Linked DNA regions of Homo sapiens: region 1 is linked to region 2. The links are chromatin contacts, found by Hi-C or POLR2A ChIA-PET in ENCODE. All regions are on one chromosome and are shown on one strand. Each heading gives the region's core, a stretch centred on a gene start or an enhancer-like site at or near the end of the contact. The rest is flanking DNA. Distances are from core to core; before and after follow the strand shown. Region 1 overlaps GRIA1 (glutamate ionotropic receptor AMPA type subunit 1). Region 2 overlaps LINC01470 (long intergenic non-protein coding RNA 1470).

Region 1 (4,318 bases), core at 1,403-3,902, 1.0 Mb after region 2:
GTGTATGTGTTGTGCTGTTGAAGCTGAATGCCAGCACAATTCTCATCAGCATTTGAGTTCATTGGCAGCATTTGAAAGAAAGTATAGACCCTTAGCTCTCAGTGCTAATATAGACATTGGCACATTAGTTTCAGCTGAATTAACTCATGTAGGACTGACGCTAAGGGACAGTTAGAGTGGAGTGGAAACTTCTCTGCATACAGAAATAACATCTCAGCACTGTCTGTGTAGCAAGATGTATTATCATCATCTTATTGGTACTGGACAAAGCAGGATCTTCAGATGGTGCCCAGCGACTATAGGGACTAATGGGAAAGCAGAAGGGATGCAGCGTGGTTAAATCCAAAAAAAGAGCAGCAGCTCAAGAGACAGTAGGAAATACGATGGACAAGGGTCAGGAGACCAGGATTTGAGCCCCAGCTTAGGTGATTGGTCCTGGAAATGTCATTTCTATAAATTAGCACAACTGATAAAGATGCTCTCTAAAGCACCTTCGGTTCTGATAGCCTAAAAATGCATGAGTTATTTTTAAGCAGAAACTTAACTACAGCTATTCTTAGTCTCTCAACTAGAAGCTACATGTGATTCTGCATTTCTTATTAACTGAGAGGTACAATTTTCCACTGCATGTTGCTCTTATCTTTCTTAGTGGCCAGATAATGTTATTTATAAAACAATAACAATATAGCCTCAGATAACTGCAGCAACAGAAACAATAGTAGTCATTTACAGGGCCAGGAACTGTGCAAAAACACGTTTTACATGCATTTGATTCTCAGAGCAGCACCATTGGGTGGGTACTATTATTTCCATAATACAGATGAGCAAGCAAAGGTTTCAGAGTTACTAATTAACTTGCCCAAGGGACGAAGCACCGTTTTGAATCTGGCTTGTCCACCATCAAACCCTTTATCCTTAACCACTCAGGTGTCTAGCCCAGAGTAGACACAGGCACGTGAGCCCAAGTGTTCCAGGTGGCCTTTCAGCCCCAGAAATCTCCCCTCACTTGAAAAATAATCTAGAACAATTTTTTTCAGAGGAATCAGTCTTTCTTCCCCAGTCAGAATGAAGTCACTAACTCCAGAGTAAAAGAATGGGGCAAGCGATGCTCTCTGTAAAGTGAATTCTAATGAGGTAAAAGTGGGCAGGTCTCTACTGGAGGAGAGAGGACAGCAGCGAGGAGAGTGGCATGGGAAGTGGAGAGAGCTGCATATGCCCCCACCTCCCCAGTTCTCTGAGAGATATTCCACACAGGAATTCCTGACCCTTGCCCAGCAATTGTTCAATGACTCTGACCATGGAAAGCATACGAGAAAAAGTACGCCAGAAAAGTTGTATCATGGTCGGTAGACCAGAGACAACAGAGAAACTGGCTGCAAGTCTCAGCATCACTCAGAAAGCCTTTGTTCCCAAGGCACTATTAAGTATCAGGCAGACAGAGATTCCTGAGACACAGCTCCTGTCCTCACAGGAAGGACTCACTGGATAAGATGGGAGGCAAACCCAGGCAGGCTAGCATTGATGCAAGATGCTGAGTGCCATAACAAACGTCTAAGCAGCTTGCTTTAGGTGTAGTGTGAAGGGAGGATCAGACATAGTTAATTCTAACACGAGGTAGGAAGTGTTAAGTGTGCTAATAGCAATACAAGCCAAGAACTATGAGAGCCCAGCGAAGGATGGATTAATTCTGACTGGGACTCTCACAGAAGAGGTGGTGTCTAAGTGGGACCTTGAAGGATTGGAATGAGAGATAGAGCAGTGATGAGATTCTGCTCATCACAGGGGAGTTGGTGTAAAGAGGAAAGTCTATTTGCCTGTGCTTGCTTTTCCGAAGGCAGGACGGCTACAAGCATGGAGCTGAAGTTCAGACTGACCTGGCTTTGATTTCTGTGTCTGTCATTTCTGTGTGCCCTTGAACTTTCATATTTTCCTCTGTAAATGGAGATTCTAGTACCTTCTTCATGGCATTGTGATTGGGAACAATTACATTACAACATGTTTAGTAATGCAAGTGTTTAAGTACATGTTCAATAAATGATAGTTTTTATTGTCTGTGCTATGACTATTTCAGTGAACATTATCTCAGTCTTCTGGGTAGCATCTGAGGCTAATTGGCCACTGTTAGGCAATTTTAAAAGTTAACGAAATGCACCTACAACTTCATCTGCATTTGTCCTCTCTTCAGATCCTTGTATATGAGCATCTTTGCCTATTCTTGGATCATAGTCTTGCTTTTTTGTTTTTGATTTGTTTGTGGGTTTTTTTTCTATACAATAGAGCAAATTATTGATTCCTTTTTATAATTTCCTCTTCCTGTTCTAAAGTCCTACCTTGGATGGTCCACTCTTTGTTGTGTGTTCAGATCCAGTAGTGAGTGCAGAAGGACAGTTACCATAGTCAGCCTCTCAGTTAGAATTCTGTCGTGTCTACAGACCAGCTTTGTTCCTCTCCTAGTCACCACTATGCTGCTGAGAATCATCATAGAATATGGGAACTGCAGGCAACTGCAGCCAAATCTTTTGTTTTACCAATGAGAACCTCCAGCCCAGGGACAGGAAGAAAATTGTCAAGTTTGTACAGAGAGACAGGCAGGGGTGGGCCTGTGTACTAGTCCTCAAGTGTGCTGACTCACAGGCCAGTGCCCTGGATGGTTTGCATGCCCTTTCTGCTTTTCTTCCGCAGACTTAGGCTGTGAGGAGGGCAAAAATGCCTTTCCTCCTCCTCATTTCCTCTTCCCTCCCCCTTCCTCCCTGCTTTGGGTAAAGCTGAAACATGCAGCTCGTGCTTCCACAAGGCATCCTCAGCATGCTTTTCACAGCACCCTCTGCTGACTCCGGGGCCTTCACAGCTTGCAGCCCAGTTGACAGCCAGTGAAGTGAGAAGATTGGAAACACTTTAAACTGTCTCAGCATTGAAGAAAGTGAGAAGAAGGCAGGTGGGAAACGTCTGTGATGAGCGACATTGTAGAGAGTTAACAAAAACTGGGAGACTTTCAGGGTTTCCTTCTCCTGCTCCCCTGAAACCAAGGATTATAAATACTTTCAATCTTACAGGACAACTCTAGCTGTGCAGTGGTGACTAGGTTGAAGAGGATTTGGAAGCGGTACTTGGGCTCCGTGTACACACACTTGGGAACACATGCACACACGCATTTATGCATTTGCACTATGTAGTAGGCATTTCTGCCTTGGACTTTTAAAAACATGCTTGCCCTTTAGGATCCTCATCTTGGAAATCTGCCCTCTTCTCCCTCTTTAAGGGATTGCCCTTCCCTCTGAATGTGCAGAACATGCTGTTCTTCTACTGCAGAATTTATTTCATTTTCTCATGCAATTTTTATTAGTGGCTCATAAGTGTGTCTTTCATCGCATTGGAATGACCCTCTTAGAGGCAAGGGTCTTGACTGTTGTTTTCCCCATACTATACCACATACACTATGTTGAATTGATAAATTTACTTATTCAGTGAATGTTTTGGTATTATAATAGACATGTTGCAAGGTAGTTTAGCAAAGTGATAAGGACTCATGTGGAATCAGACATACAGGGGTTTGAATTGTAGCTCCACTATTATCAGTTCTGTGACCCCTGCCTACCTATGTTTTAGTCCCTCTTTTGTTAAATGGCAATAATAATAAAGTACACCCTCTTAAGCTGTTACAGAGATTAAAAGAATTGATGAAAGTAAAATGTGTAGTCTATTTTCTAGCATTAAAGTGCTCAGTATATGCAAGCACCTATTAGTAATTAATGTTAGAAATAATAATGATAATTATCATCATCATCATCATCATCATCATTTGTTGCCACTGTGGCTGTGCCAGGTTCTCCAGATCCTCAATGATCCCCTTTCTTTTCTTAGATATGTGAGGGAGATAAGCAAAGGAATATATTGAAGAGAAAAAGCCCAATGTTTATTACTGCGTGGCTGTTGCTATGCTGTGGGCTTCTATGAGCTGGAGGACCCAAGAAAGCTACTTTCCCTGTGGCCCTCACCTATTCTTGGCTGTCTGGATCTCAGCACTATGGGGATCAGAAGAGGCCACCCCAAAACAATAGGAAATAAAAAGGAATTTTTGCCCAATGCTTTGAACAAGGCAGGTCCAAGCTTCCCACCTCAGATCTTCAGAGTGAAGTCCCCTCCCTCCCATGCTCAAAGCAGCTCTAGACCTGCACAGCACCCTCAAAGAAGCAAATCCAGCAGAGATTTTATGGCTTTAGCACCATCTGGCCTTATCTCCTTAGCTGTCTTGAAGGAGACAATAGAGGGTGGAGGAGAAGTAATCATCCTAAAACCAACAGGTGGCCCCAGTTGTAGG
Region 2 (3,907 bases), core at 472-2,971:
ACTTTTTGGTGAGGGGGAATTAGCTAGGCCTATCATACCTTCAGCTAGGAATTAAACATGGAAATGAGAATCAGGAATCAGTCTTTCCTTGTGGCTGGACCTATACCATGAAAACTTGGATTATCTTGTCTTCCACCAGGCAGACTGGGAGGTAAAGGAAAAAAAGCTGATTGTCAGAGAGAGAGAAGAAAGGGAAGCAATAATGAAAGAGGAATGGGCCCCTTGTAGTAGCTTTCTAGATCCCCTATCCACTGCCTTTGGGACCCTGTTGGTAACTCTAGTGTGTTTTTATTGTTAAAAGAGTCTCGAGTAAGACAAACATTTTGCCTAAGTCAAAAAACTAATGAGTAACACAGAGTGAGAGAGAACTCAGGTTTTCTAACCACTAATGTATAGTTCTTTCTATAGCACTGCAACTGCCTTTTATATTTCTCAGGCCTCATCCCTCTATTCAGGACCCATCCTCCCTGTCATGAAGATGGAGCCGCCTTAGGGTTCTCGGATCTTAGAGTCTGGCTTCTAGCATGTCCAGATGTACTCTATCAGGATGCTCCTTGATTCATTAAAATGCTATAAGAAGGAAACACAGCCAGCTGCCATTCTCTTTGCTCATCATCTTCCCTGGTGTCAGTCGCACCTCATTGCATTTGGCAACACTCCTGACGTGAGTGACATTAGCTGGAGCACAAATCAGGTAGCATCTGCTGAGGAGCAGAAAAAAAAAATCACAAACACATTTATAAAAGGGAAAATAAAATCAGGGTGACATTCAAGTTGTCTTTTTGATAGTCTCTGTTTCTACATTTGTATTTAAAATAGATGGCTCCATTTCGTGGTGTTCTAATTTACCTGTTTTTGAAGCCTGTTCCTAACCTTTACCTCAGAGGAAACTCACGACATTGAATAAATATAGTAGAACAGGAGTTATAACTAGGGCAACCATGTGGGTCAGTTTGCTGAAGATGACCCCAGTTTAGAGTATTGTCCTAGTATAATTTTTAGTAGACCCTTTTCCCCTTTCAAATATGTCCTGATTTGGATGATAAATAATTTGATCACCTTGGTAACAGTCTCCATTGGATAAACCATCCACCAGTGATACTTAGCATCTACTATGCATGACCAAAGGTGGTGTGTGTGTAATCATGTCACCACTATCTCTTCCTTTAATGAGCTTCAAATTTAGGGTTACCACAATAGCAAAACAGAACGGCAACTCCAGGACTCATCTTAACAGTGGGACCCAGAGAAAACAAGCCAACTGGTTATCAGTTTCCTATTCTTGAAATGAATGCATGCCAAGGCAGGGTATGCATGGGTCAAAGACAGAGAGTCTGGAGACAGACAACTTGGGCTCATAACACTTCCATTTCCTAGTGCTGTGACCATGAGAAGGTTAACTGATTTTCTCAAGCTGCTAATTTCACAAGTATACATATGGATGATAACAGTATATCCTCCTCCTTGTTGGAGTGCTGTGAGGATTAAGTGCTATAATGTGTGGTTGGGTAATTAACATAGTGCCTAGTGGAAACTAAGAGTTCAGTAAATGAGACCTACAGTAGGATCCATAGCAACAAGTGCTTCTTGGATTAAAACTCCTTAGAATCAGCCTTTCTATCTTTCAAACTCAGTGACATATTAGGTAAGGCTAATCATAGAAATCCCATGGTTGGAAGGGCCTGTGCTATTTTCCAACCCGCACTCCCTACCACTCAGTGGTGGATGGTTAGTAGGTAAACAACATTCCTCAGAATCATTCATCACATTTCTTCTCGACATTTTCAAATAGAGTTGTGACAGCAAGGCAAACTGTGTGCTGTAGGCTAAAAAGAACAGATGGTGTCAGAAGAATCTAGCATGTGATAGAAAAACATGGTATGTTTCCATCCAGCATAGGGAGGGGCAGGAACAGTGTGTACTGAAGAGCTCCTCCTTCCAGGTGGTGGGGTGGGAAGAGAAAAAGAGTTGGTGGGGTACCAACAGCAAAGTCCTTTGTGGACAAGGTCTGTCTATACTATAACTTCTCTGGGATTTCTTCCCTGAGTCTAGAAAGATGCTAAATTTTGTTAAATGCTGTTTGAATACGTTTCTTGGAAGTAGACTAGGAACACTTTCCATGACTTGATTGAACAAAGGCCAAAGAACATAGACCCATTAAAGAAAAACAAATATAAAGCCAAGTATTTATTCAAATTATTACCTATTATTATCATAGAAATTAATGGCTAACATTTATTGAACTACATGCCAGATTGAACTAAAAGCTTCGGAAGCATTATCTTATTACGTGTCTACAACTCCACTGTGACATACATGCTGGGATTATCCCAATTTTGCCTCCAAGGAAACTGGTGAAAGAGGCCTAGGGGTAGCACAGCCATTAGGAGGGGCGCCTTTTAACCTAGGTCAGTCTGACTGTTATATATACAATTGTTTTGTGCTCTTGACCATTATGCTGTGATTAACTTGCCAGAAAAATAATCTATTGCAGAACTTGGTAAGCAAAATGCCTTTGGTTATCACTGTGTTTAAGGATGAAGTAATATTAAATAAGAGGAAGAAAAATTAAAATATTGAGGGCTAGAGGACATTTCTGGTTTGGTTGAAACTTTCTCCTGTTCCCAATATGAATTACAGGGCATCTGGCCTTACAGTTGGGTGCCTAGTCTTGTTTCACAAAGAAGATCAATTTATTTTTCTTCAGGAAAACATTCTGAGATTTTAGTGGTATTAAATGCCAGAAAGGTCTTCCTGCTTTTTAACCTAAGATGATCTAAGTAGAGCACAGGAAGTAGGAATTGGAACACAGTTCTTTTTGCTATATTTGGTAACATACCAGTTCCTTATTTGTTTTCTCTTTAGTTTTATTTTTAATTATATAAATATTTGTGATATGACTCTTATATGCCATGCTCTGTACAAACCTATAAATGACATGAAGGTGAGAAAAATAGACACAGTGCCTATCCTCATTAAATGTATTATCTTGATTTTTTCTAATAAAACAAAAAAGATTATAAAATTTTGCCACATTCAATAGTTGAGTGTGTTTAATTGTATTTTATCAATCATGTCTATTTAAAATTTAGTTGCTTGCGTATCTCTCTAAATACGTTCATATGCTATTTTAGAATAAAGCAAGAGAGAAATCAGTAATGCAGCATTTATAGCTGATTGCCTTGATTCAGAAAGATAAGAGGGTCAGAGCTTTACTGAGTGACCTAGAATAAGTTGTTACATTTCTCCAAGCTTATTTACTAATTTAGAAAATGACCCTCTGCCCTCCGTTCCCTACAGGCAAACTGCAAATATATAGTCACTTCCCATGTGAAAATGCATCTGTCCCAGAGTTGAAAAGTACCTGAAGTCAGATGTCTGTGAAGAGCTGGTTTTAGAAGTACAAACTCTGTCTCCTTTTCCTTGTCTACCTTTAGGTGATTTACCTCATTTTGTATTAAGTGAGAGTGTCACTCCATTTTCTATTGACCTTGATGATGGCCCAATGTTAAGATCTAATGAGATGGGTGTGAAGATTCTCTATGAATTTAAGGGTTTCTAGTTGAACAAAGCTGAAATCTGAGCTGAGCTGCTTAGATGAGAGATATGAGATGATTTCAGACTGCATGGTTGTATGCCTTGCAATATTAGAGGATTTCTTTGTGGATTGTATGGGTGAAGAAGATGATGATGCAAATTATTTTCTGAATTCATTTCCCACTGTAACAAAAATATCTACTCTAATGTAATGTCTTATGACTGACCAAGTGGAAATGCCTGTACAGATATCTATCAATGCAGCTAATAGTCCATGCAATAAAATGAGTTCAGCCTCAAACTTCTATCCCTCCTGTTTCAGGAGAGATGTCCATAGCTCCTGGCACCAAGTCCCCAAATCTGCTTCCAG

Evidence for each region. Hi-C counts contacts between places; a loop is a spot of excess contacts on that map. ChIA-PET counts read pairs that join two places held with the same protein, here RNA polymerase II (POLR2A). Pooled maps may share reads with other maps.
Region 1: a map of ascending aorta shows a loop between it and region 2 (2.4-fold over the local background). The contact joins two enhancer-like sites. A Hi-C loop is called at or near these places in 1 of 168 maps with a recorded cell type or tissue (ascending aorta) and 3 of 50 pooled maps. POLR2A ChIA-PET finds 5 or more read pairs at or near these places in 1 of 52 experiments (activated T-cell).

What each region holds. Positions count from the first base shown.
Region 1 is chr5:153,626,484-153,630,801 of GRCh38, forward strand. All of the region lies in intron 2 of GRIA1 (glutamate ionotropic receptor AMPA type subunit 1), which reads left to right. Among named protein-coding and RNA genes, the nearest start is that of GRIA1, 140 kb to the left of the region's middle. Within about 2 kb of position 2,653, at least 7 of the 41 ENCODE cell types and tissues checked have a DNase peak (open chromatin) inside an H3K27ac peak, as active enhancers do; they include ascending aorta, where a contact is called at or near this core.
Region 2 is chr5:152,630,775-152,634,681 of GRCh38, forward strand. All of the region lies in intron 4 of LINC01470 (long intergenic non-protein coding RNA 1470), which reads right to left. Among named protein-coding and RNA genes, the nearest start is that of NMUR2, 230 kb to the left of the region's middle. Within about 2 kb of position 1,722, at least 2 of the 41 ENCODE cell types and tissues checked have a DNase peak (open chromatin) inside an H3K27ac peak, as active enhancers do; they include ascending aorta, where a contact is called at or near this core.